Regions from separate parts of the Mus musculus genome. Here region 1 is linked to region 2. Evidence: chromatin loops called from intact Hi-C (ENCODE). Cell type or tissue: left cerebral cortex. All regions are shown on one strand. Each heading gives the region's core, and the rest is flanking DNA. Links, peaks and the distances in the headings are about the cores only. Region 1 overlaps Gm20754 (predicted gene, 20754). Region 2 overlaps Gm20754 (predicted gene, 20754).

Evidence for each region. A loop is a pair of places that touch in the nucleus more often than their neighbours do. Peaks named below come from ENCODE experiments on the same cell type or tissue, not always from the same donor. Only the 100,000 strongest peaks of a DNase experiment are listed, where the experiment ranks them.
Region 1: a loop joins it to region 2, with 2.9 times the contacts of the local background. A loop is called at or near these places in 4 of 42 quality-filtered maps.

Annotation. Positions count from the first base shown.
Region 1 is chr3:73,132,158-73,137,543 of GRCm38, reverse strand. All of the region lies in intron 1 of Gm20754 (predicted gene, 20754), which reads right to left. Among named protein-coding and RNA genes, the nearest start is that of Gm20754, 68 kb to the right of the region's middle. In left cerebral cortex, for the core only: a CTCF peak has its summit at 3,058 (motif pointing left); a DNase peak (open chromatin) is centred at 3,067.
Region 2 is chr3:73,392,414-73,397,799 of GRCm38, reverse strand. The region is part of intron 2 of Gm20754 (predicted gene, 20754); the gene reads right to left. All of the region lies in intron 2 of 4930509J09Rik (RIKEN cDNA 4930509J09 gene), which reads left to right. Among named protein-coding and RNA genes, the nearest start is that of 4930509J09Rik, 87 kb to the left of the region's middle. In left cerebral cortex, for the core only: no CTCF peak of the experiment used is centred there; DNase peaks (open chromatin) are centred at 1,627, 2,208 and 2,524; H3K27ac peaks cover 1,164 bases.

The DNA of each region.
Region 1 (5,386 bases), core at 239-5,238, 260 kb after region 2:
GGTCTGGGTTTCCAACATCTATCATTTTGAAGGGTAGACATACTGGGGGGCCCAAGAGCTACTTGGGGCCACTGAAGCATCTGGGCTAAGACTCTTAGGACTTGCAGCCCAAACATTGCTGTCTTGGCTAATGGAAAGAGATGCCTGTATTGGGAAAATAGCTTAGGATCTCAGCAAAGACCAGAAACGTAACCAACAACCAATGAGCAAACTTGGGTGTTGTGGAATTGACTTAACAGATTCCCAAATTATATGGGAGTTACCACATCTGCTTTGTAAGATGAAGCAGGTCCCTCCCCCAATTGGGTTTGCTTTGGAAATAAAGGTGCCAGCAGCCAATGGCTGAGCAGGGAGACAGAGGCGTGACTTTTAGGATCCCAGGCAAGAAACACAGGAGAACAGGAAGGGATTCCAAAATGAGAAGGGTGTAGAGAGATGGATGAAATGTAGCTACAAGAGGGAAAATGGCTCCCAGAAGGGCTGTCCAGAAAAGTCTAGGTCAACAAAGGTAAGGGGAAGGCCCAGAAGGAGCCAGGGAAGCAAAGATAAAATATAGATTTTATAAGTGTTAACTCAGGAATGTCGGAAGGGAGTGTGTGCCTAGCCACGGGGAGATTCAGAAGTACCCAGTCATTGAGCTAGTTTATCATAAAGAAGCCAGTGTGTGTGTGTGTGTGTGTGTGTGTGTGTGTGTGTGTGTGTGTGTGTGTCTTTTTTTGTGAATCAAGAGCTCTTGGGTGGGTGCAGAGCCACACTCACACCCAACTGGAGCACAGAGTGGATTTTTAATAATTTACACTGCACATGGGCTAGACCTAGGTCACCTGCACATATGCACCAAATATGCACTTTGGTGTTCTTGTGGGTCCACCAAAATGCAGCAGGAACACTCCCTGACTCTGTTGCCTACCTATGAATCCCATTGCCCTACCTGTACCGCCTTGTCTGGCCTCAGTTGGAGTGTATGTGCCTGGTCCTGCAATTAATGTGATGAGCCACAGTAGGTTGATGCCTGGGGAGGGCCTCCTTCTTCTCAGAGAAGAAAGGGGAGGGAGAGGGGAGGAGGAGCTGTGGGGGGGTGGGGTGGGGGGGACCAGGAGAAGAGCAGGGCTGTGATTGGGATGTAAACTGAGTAAATGGATAGATTAATAAAAAATAAAAAGAAATTTAAATAGAATAGAAAAGGAACTATGGAGCTGTAATCTTAAAGGCATAAAGTTAATATATTTATTATATGTATATTTTGTTTTCGTTTACACATTTCTGTGTGTGTTGTCTCTCTGTGTATATGTGTTTTCTCTTTTGTGGGTGTGTGACCTTGTATGTGTGTAGGTGTGTGTGTGTGTGTATCTTTGTGTATGTGTTGTTATACGTGTAGCTGTATATATGTGTTTGTGTGTATCTATGTTTGTATGTATGGGTGTGTGGTTCCTATATGTGTATGTGCATGATGTCATTGTGTATTTATGTGTGTGTTTGTGTGTGTGTGTGTGTACATATATATGTATGTGTGTGTGTGTATGTATGTGTGTGTGCATGTATATATATGTGTGTGTACATATATGTGTATGTGTGTGTATGCTATCTGTGTGTGAGCTGTCCTGTGAATATGTGTGTGTGTTCCCAAAGGAAGGAAATGGAGGTCATTTTATCTCTTGAATCTGGAGCTATAGGTAGTGAACTTCCTGACCCCCACCTGGGTGCTAGAAACTGAGCTTCAGTCCTCTACAAGAGCAGCAAGCACTCTTGACCATTGTCCATCTCTCTGTCACCTTAATGTAATTTTAAAATGTTGAACAATCTAGGCATGAAGGCACAGACCTTCAGTCCCAGCACCAGGAAAACTGAAGGCATAAGAGTTTATAGATCAGAAGGCATTCTGGGATGTAGAAACATTCCATCTCTAAGGAAAAGCCAAGCCAAGCTAAGCACAACAGGAAAGGTTGTTCTTTTCAAGTTCTTTATGAGGACAAAGGATAATTGAGATTGAATAGGCTTAAGAATATAATGATTTTTGTTATAGATTCGATGTTAAGGAAATCATATTAATTTCTGCTTCCCTTGGATGAAATGTTAATAAGCTAGAACTACATGTTTACCTGACATAAAATCTTTAGTGATATCTCTGACTTCCTGAGATAATTTCAAAGCCTGAAGATGTATCTTACAGCAAGCTAATCTGTTCCTTAAGGCACATGCAAATGAGATGTCCTGCTCTTAATATTTTAGTGGGTAAAGGGAGCCAAAGCCTGGGAAAGTAAACATTGCCCTGCAAGAGTTTCACACTTTCCTTTAAAAAAAAAAATCAAAGGAAAAAAAAGTCAAGTATGAATAGAAAAACCCCAATCAAAATACTTATAGAGCTAACATGATTTTCTGTTTGTTTACATAAAAGTACTATAATGGCAGTGGATGTTATTTGCTTTCATTTTAAGGTTATTGGAGGCGGTGCATATTGTAGTATAGAAAGAAATAAACATAGGTAGCAGATTTGTAAATTTTCATTCTGAAAGGTTAAATGTATTCTGCATATTCTTGATTTTTTTCCCCTGCTTTCTTCTCATACACAGCCTCCCAGATTTCTGGTATTATTCATTAGTCCTATAGTCAGCACTATATTTAATCACTTTAAATCTACTTAATCTATTAGAATAAATAATCATCAACTGTGGAACTGCAAAGAAAATGTGACTTGGGTGATAAACATTCATGGATGCAGAAGTACTCATTTAAATTATACTTATCTTACCAAAGAGAATGTATCCCCTCCAGGTGTTAACATTTGCTGCCTAAGGAACTGTTCACAACATTCGGTTTTCTGTTTGTTTGTTTGTTTGTTTGTTTTCTTTTAGTCCTGTCTTTTACCAGTCACTCAGTAAGGAGCAGAAGCCACTGGGGCAATGGTTTCATAAAGTAAACTTCTATTCGAAGCAAAATAAGCAGCTTAGCTCAGTGAAAACCAATAGGGCAAAAATGTTTTGAAACTAGTTCTTCACCTGCAGTGCCAACTGTTCCCAAAGAACACCGGCGTTCATAATTCGCAGGTCAACAGCGCCCTCCACTGGCGCAACCGTCAGTGCGTGTTTTGAAGTATAAATCCTGTGAATGGCCAAATTTGGGATAGATCAAGGAAAGCTAGAGATGTTAGAAAACGTGAAACCTTGGCTAGCAAGCAGCTATGTGGAAACAAAGACATCTGGGTACATTATTAGGACTTCAGTGAAACTATAATAGGGAAAAATCATTACATTTCATTTACATATCGGAAATCATTTCCCGGACAAGACCTGAGCCAGAACACTGAAACATATCTTGCAGATGCTGGATGTCGTGACCAGATTCCAAAAGGAAGAACCATGGTTTACAAACTGAAGCCAACCGAAAATGAGTGAGACTGCCTACTGGACTTTTCGTTGGTTAATGGGTGCTGACATTTAGAAACTGAGAGTATTTTCAGTTTGAGGAACTCATGTTTAGGTTAAGTTATTCATACATCTTTATCACAGGTATCATCCAATCTCTTATAAGCTGAATATGTTCCCCACAAAGTTCTTGTTTTGGGGATGTGATATTTAAAATCCCTTGTTGATAATATTTGGAGAAGAGCCCTTGGGAGGTGATGTAGAGGTGGAGGTATTCATGCAAGTGGTGTCTGCATGGTGCAGCTAATGGCTTTATAGAAGGACACCTGGATTTATCTTATGGTTATGAGCCTCCCATCATATCCTGATCATAGAAGTATCTATCACAAGAGCTGGTGAGTATATACTGGACTTCCCAGACTTTTTAACTTGGGGAAATAAAACTCTGTTGGTTGTGAATTAATAGTCCAGTGGTAGTCTCTTATATGAACAGAAAATGAACTAAAATGTATCTGAAACTCTCTCATTTATAGGTGAGTTGATTCACAAAGACAACATACCATATTAAAGCAATGATCTAAACCTAGCTCACCCGAAATGTATTCTCATATATTCTTTAAGAACAGTAGTTCTTACAGTGTGGTGTGAGTATCAGGACCAGTATCATCAGGGACTTCTTGGAGATTGAAACTTTTCACTGAGCTTGGTAGTTCGTACTGATAATCAGATCACTTCTGGAGCTGAGGCAGGAAGACAATAAGCCCAATACCTGGCCTGTGATACATAGAGGAAGAGATTCTATTTTTTAAAAAAACCAAAGAAAGAAAGAAATGTAATTTGGGATCCCACTTCCCAATTACATATCTTTTGAATAAAATAAAATCTAGGAAAGGAAGAACTGAAGGTAAGTGAGTCCATGTTGTATCAAGACCTTAAGCTTATTTTAATGTCCCTTACAGTTTAAGAACTTTATTCTAGCAAGTGTATTCAATATTTTAGAGATAAATTAATACTACCAAGGACACAAAAGCATTATGGCATTGTTTTATACTTTAGAGGTAGTTCATTGAGAAAATCAAGGGTATACATTTTTTTTTTTTGTATCTGCAGCAGCTGCATCTCTCTATCTGTCATCTCATCTTGGGTTGGCCTCAAACATCTGGTCATTGTATAGATTCCCTCAAGAAATAAAGTCTGTAATGTTATTATTGTTATTACTGTTATTATTATTACCATCATTACTAGTGATTTTAACTGCTAATCTGAGACTAAATTACATGCCAAGTAGGATTCACTTCCTTATTATAGAAGGCATATTTCTACCAAAGCGATTTTAGAACTTTATTTATGAACTTGAAATACTTAGTATCATTTTCCCACACACTTCAGGAGCCAAAAACATTTTATTCAGGGATAGAGATATTGTTCAGTGGTGAAGAGGACTCTTTGCTTTTCTAGAAGATCTGGGATTGCTTCCCAGCACTCTCATGGGATAGCTACAACTAACTGTAATGCCAATCCCAGGGCCTCTAAAAAAAAAACCCTCTTGTGGCCTTCTTGGGCACTGAGTACAAATGTGGTGCACAGACATATTTGTAAGCAAAACATCTACACAAATAAAGTTCTAATATATTGTTACATATCTATATGTTGTGTAAGTAAATATTTTATACATTTGTATACATATTTTATCTTTGCGTCTGAATTTAACAAATATCTAGCATAAAATTATACTTAATATTTGTTTTTGTTAAGGGAACAATTGTACAAATGAAACTTACCCAGCCCTCCTGTTTTTGTTTGTTTGTTTGTTTGTTTGTTTGGTGGGAACTGAGACTATGCATGCAATAAGCACACAGCAAGACCACTTGGCAATATACTCAGACTATATTTCATGATTTTTAAGATTCTTATCAATTCAAGCTTTAAGAGAGCCTTCTAGCCAAAAGTATTCATTTGAAATGCTTCTTTTCTGCCTTAAGAGAATTAACTAGAGTTTAAGAAATACTGACATATGGACTCTT
Region 2 (5,386 bases), core at 141-5,140:
ATTATGCCTCCTCCGTGAACATGGAAGAACTGAGTTGTAGTGAGATCTTATTTTTAAATAGAAAAGATATTGGGTTTTTTGTTTGTTGGTTGACTGGTTTTTGTTTTTGTTTTGTGTTTGTGTGTGTGTGTGTGTGGATTTTGTATCTTTCTATTTAAATTTTTGAGAAAAAAATCTGAAAAGAATCTTCTGGATAATCTTTAGAATCTTTGAAGCACAGACTCATGTTAGTTATAATTACTCCTCCTTTTCCTCTTTGTATTTCTTTTGTTTTTGTTGTTGTTGTTGTTTTTTTAAGGGCTTACTAACCTCACAAAGACAACCTGTACCTTTTCTCTGTCTAACTGTTCATCTTGCATCCAGAGTTGATCATATCTCTGGTGTCTTGCCAGTCACTCTCCAGCTCACTGCTTCCATTGTGCCCATGTCCAGTAGGGAGAATATCTAACTGGCTCTTTTCAATGGCCCAATTCTGATGCATTTAGTGCATTGCAGCCTGACAGTAACTGGCAGTGGCTTCTAGCAGCTTCTTGTAGGAGACTCTATACAGACTTATTTTCTTCCTCAGCTTTTTCCATTACGTTTTATTTTGAGTTTTCTCTGTATCCAGGTTACCTGTCTTTACGTGGTATGTGGTTGTATATCAGCACATGCATGCTTCTGTAGCTCTGTGTTACTGTTGAACTGAACTTCTTTGCAGTTTTGACTCACATATCACCCATCTTCTGTCCCAATTAGATTACCAGAAATGTAAATCTTTCAGGGTCTTGAAAGGACTCTCAGGAAAACCACTCTTTGCCTTTTGACATCCAGCTTCTAATTTCTCATCTCAAGGACTTAGAATTCTCTGAATAACAGGCTGTGGTTTTCTAGAACAGCCACACCAAAACCTATCAACAAGAGCAACAAGCTTTAATGTCTGTCTCTAAAGATGTTATACAGTGACTATACTGCCATTCTTATACAAAGCCTTTTTGCCTCCTCTTACAGTTAAGAGTCTAAAATAGCTTTTCTGATATAAGAATCTGCTTTCTCTTCCCAGTTATATAGCCCATTTAAGTGATTTTTTTTTCTAGAATAAAAGGATTTTTTTCTAAAGATATATCCGTTACTTCTATTTAGAAACAAAATCTTTTCACTTCCTTTGAAATATCACAAGACTTACTGTGAGTTCTCCTCTTTCTTTTAAGATTTCAAAGTATCTAGGAGCAACAGCAGAGTTCAGTTTCAAAGTACCAGCCACAGACTCCCAGAAGTTTGTAAGAAAGAATTCTCTAAGCCTCTCTTAAGTTCAAGGAAGAAATTTTATGCAGTACGTGAGGCCAGACATTAGAGGCAGGAAGCATATGTCTGAATCTTTAGTATTCTGCTATTTGATTGAGCAATTTGTTTAATTTCTTTACAGTTAAACTTATTTAACGTAAAAAAAAATGGAATAACACAGCTTTTCCTTGTCTCATTCCGATGTTGCCAGGATTAACTGAGATAAGATCAGGAGTGTGTTTTGTAAGAGCTTGGCACAGCATGGAGGCTCAATGCAACACATCTATTTTTAGTAATAGAAGCACAATCTTGAAATGATAAATATATGCCTGGCTTGCATATCATGTTCCTGGGATCATTACCTTCTTTTCTGGGCAAAGATCAGTATTATACCTACAAGCAAGGGCCAAAGACCCATCAGTATCTGGACGAGCACCCAGGAAAGAGAAGACAGGCACAGGAAGAAGGTGCTGAGCGATCCACTTATTTCTGATGGATGGCATGTGTCTAGCTAAGGGCTATTTTTAACAGACCCATCAAAACTAGAGCTGATCATGGTCGGCAGCCTCTTAGAAGAACAGCTAGCATCTGGCAGGAGGTAGGACCAGTGAGGACGTTGTACAGCTCTGCTTGTTCTGGTGAAGGTTTTGTTTTAGGAAAAACTCTCTAACATTTCATTCCTAATACTCACCTGTCCATTAAAAAATAATCAGTGAAAATAAATTCCTATTTCCATATACTCTTCTGTGTTTTGAGGTTCCTTATTGCAAAGCTCTACCTACTACTTCACACCAGCAAGCTGAACCAGCAATATGAGTACATACACACAGCACGGCATCTCCCTCCCCAGGCACTATTCTTTTGGAGCTTAAAGGAAAATGACCAGCTTCAGCCTTGCCTTTCTTATCTGAATACAAAACCTTAGGAACCCCGTGGAACTATTTAAGGTAAAACACTCTTGAAAACATGATCCCAGATTAGCTTGTCTGACCCAGTTAAAAACCCCAATCATCTCTACTCCAGGATCTCTTAAACTCCGAGCTCCAGTTTCTTCCTTCGACACATGTTCTCCACTCAAACATTCTTGCATTTGAATGTACCCTCTTTCAATTTTTTTAAACGGCATGATCATTCATTTTATTACTCAGGGTTAAGAAGTTCCAATCACATTTCCTCTCTCTCTCTTCAAGAGCATATAACTATTTCCACTGCTAGGCAGAGTAAAGTACCCAGATTGATCCCTTCAGATTATATTACTTGCCCTTGTGATGCTAACATTCCTCCAGGGAGAGCCTCCTTCTGGTGAAACATAAATACTTTCTCTTGCGTCACATACTGTGAGTCACCAGGTAAAAGCTTTAATTACAGTTTCTTGACTTCTATATCATACAACAAAATGTTTCTCCTGTTCATAATCTTCAAGTGATTTACACCACACTTGAAATGATTCCTCTATCCTTACTACAGCATCTAAGTCATTAATCTTTTTGTTTTGTTTTGTTTGTTTTGTTTTGTTTTGTTTTGTTTTGTTTTAGTTTTCTTTACTTATCCCAATGGTACCTACTGCTCAAGGACACTGGTTAGATTTCTTCATCAGAGCGTGAATACTTGCTATTCTACTGTCTTGAAACTCTTACCCATCCACATGGTTGTCTAGTAGCTACTTACTCATGCCATTCAGATTTGTTTACATAATCTCAGAAAACTGTTTTTGTTTACTCATCCATTCATTCCCCCTAACATAGTATCTATATGTGTCTATTTCATTTTGCAGCTTTCTATTGTATTGTATTCAAAGTACTCATTCTTGCGCAACCCCTTTTTAAAAGTTTGATTAACATGTTCTTTTCTTTTATTTTTAATTTTTTATCTTAAAAGATATTGGATAGTTTATTTTTTCAATTTTTTATTAGATATTTTCTTCATTTAAATTTAAAATGCTATCCCAAAAATCCCCTATTACCCCCACCCCCTGCCACCCTTCTTTCCTATCCACCCACTCCTATTTCTTGGCACTGGCGTTCCCCTGTACAGGGGCATATAAAATTTACAAGATCAAGGGGCCTCTCTTCCCAATGATGGTCAACTAGGCCATCTTCTGATACATATGCAGCTAGAGACACGAGCTCCAGGGGTACTGGTTAGTTCATATTGTTGTTCCACCTATTGGGTTGCAGACCCCTTTAGCTCCTTGGGTACTTTCTCTAGCTCCTCCATTTGGGGCCCTGTGTTCCATCCAATAGATGACTGTGAGGTTCCACTTCTGTATTTGCCAGGCACTGACATAGCATCAGAGGAGACATCTATATCAGGATCCTTTCAGCAAAATCTTGCTGGCATGTGCAATAATGTCTGCGTTTGGTGGCTGATTATGCAATGGATCCCTGGGTGGGGTAATCTCTGCATGGTGCATCTTTTTGTCTCAGCTCCAAACTTTGTCTCTGTAACTTCTTCCATGGGTATTTTGTTCCCTATTTTAAGGAGGAATGAAGTGTCCACATGCTGGTCTTCCTTCTTCTTGATTTTCTTGTGTTTTGCAAATTGTATCTTGGCTATTCTAAGTTTCTGGGCTAATATCCACTTATCAGTGAGTACATATCAAGTGACTTCTTTTGTGATTGGGTTATCTTACTCAGGATGATATCCTACAGATACATCCATTTGCCCAAGAATTTCATAAATTCATTGTTTTTAATAGCTGAGTAGTATTCCATTTTGTAAATGTTCCACATTTTCTGTATCCATTCCTCTGTTGAGGGACATCTGGGTTCCTTTTAATTATACTAGAATTTAAGGTCTATGAGAGGGAATCTGACATTTTAACATCTACTTTTAAGTTTTTCACATAAATAGCACAATCTACCTCATAATAAATTCTTTTTTTTTCATTCTTCTCTCATACATTGTATTCCAAGCCCAGTTTCCCCTCACTCCCCTTTCCCTAGCCTCTATAACCCCTACCTCTTCTTCCCCCAGCTCAACACCCACCCTCCCTTCCTAAACCCCTACCTCTACCTCAAACTCCCCTCAGAAAAGAGAATGCCTTTCATAGACATCAACCAAACATCATAACAAACTGAAATAAGGCATATACTATCACATTCGGACTGTACAAGACAACCCAGTAACAGGAAAGGGCCCTATAAGTAAACAAAAGAGTCAGAGACCGTCCTTTACTCCAACTCTTAGGATTTGTACAAAAACACCAAGCTACTTAGCCATCGCATATATGCAGAGGTTCTGTGTTAGACTCCTACAGGCTCTCTGAGCTCTGCAAGTTTCCATGAGTCCTGATCATTTGATTCTGTGCCCATGTTCTTTATTTGTAATTAATCATTTTGTTTGATTACATTTCAAATTTTATACCAATTTCTTATCTCCACTCCATGAACCCCCTAGCTCTTCCCCTCCCCTTTTCCTCTAAACGGGTGCTTCTACTTCCATTCCTTCCCTTTAGCAACCCCCATCTCTGGGACTTTAACCATCCACAGGACCAAGTGCCTCCCTTCAACTGATGAGGTAGTCCTCTGCTACATATGTAGTGGGAGCCATGAACAGGCCCATATATGATCTTTGGTTGGTGGCTTAGTCCCTGGGAACTCTAAGTTGTCCAGTTGATTTATACTTATTTTCTTCCTATGGGGATGCAATCCCCTTCAGCTCCTTCATTCCTTCCCCTAATTCTTCCATTGGGGTCCCTGGGCTCAGTCCAATGGTTGGCTGTGAGTATGTGCATCTGCCTTAGTCAGGTGCTATCAAAGCCTCTCAGAGGACAGGCGTACCTCTGAGCCTGTTCGTGTCTGCAAGCATATCTTGGCCTCAGCAACAGTGTTGGGGTTTGGTGTCTGTGTATGCAATGCATCCATAGATGGGGCGATCTCTGGATGTCCTTTGCTTCAGCCTATGTTCCATTTTGTCCCTGCATTTTCATGTACGTCTCTATGGTATGCTCTTCTTCTTTCAGGTTTCTCTGATCTTTCCTCCCTGAATCTAATATTTGGCTCTGGTTCTCTGCCTCTGCTCCCATTCTTTGCTGGGTGATGTCTCCACGGTCTCTTCAATGATAATTCTGCTAGATTCCAATCCTAGCATAATCTACAGGCAGGATAAACTATACATCAAA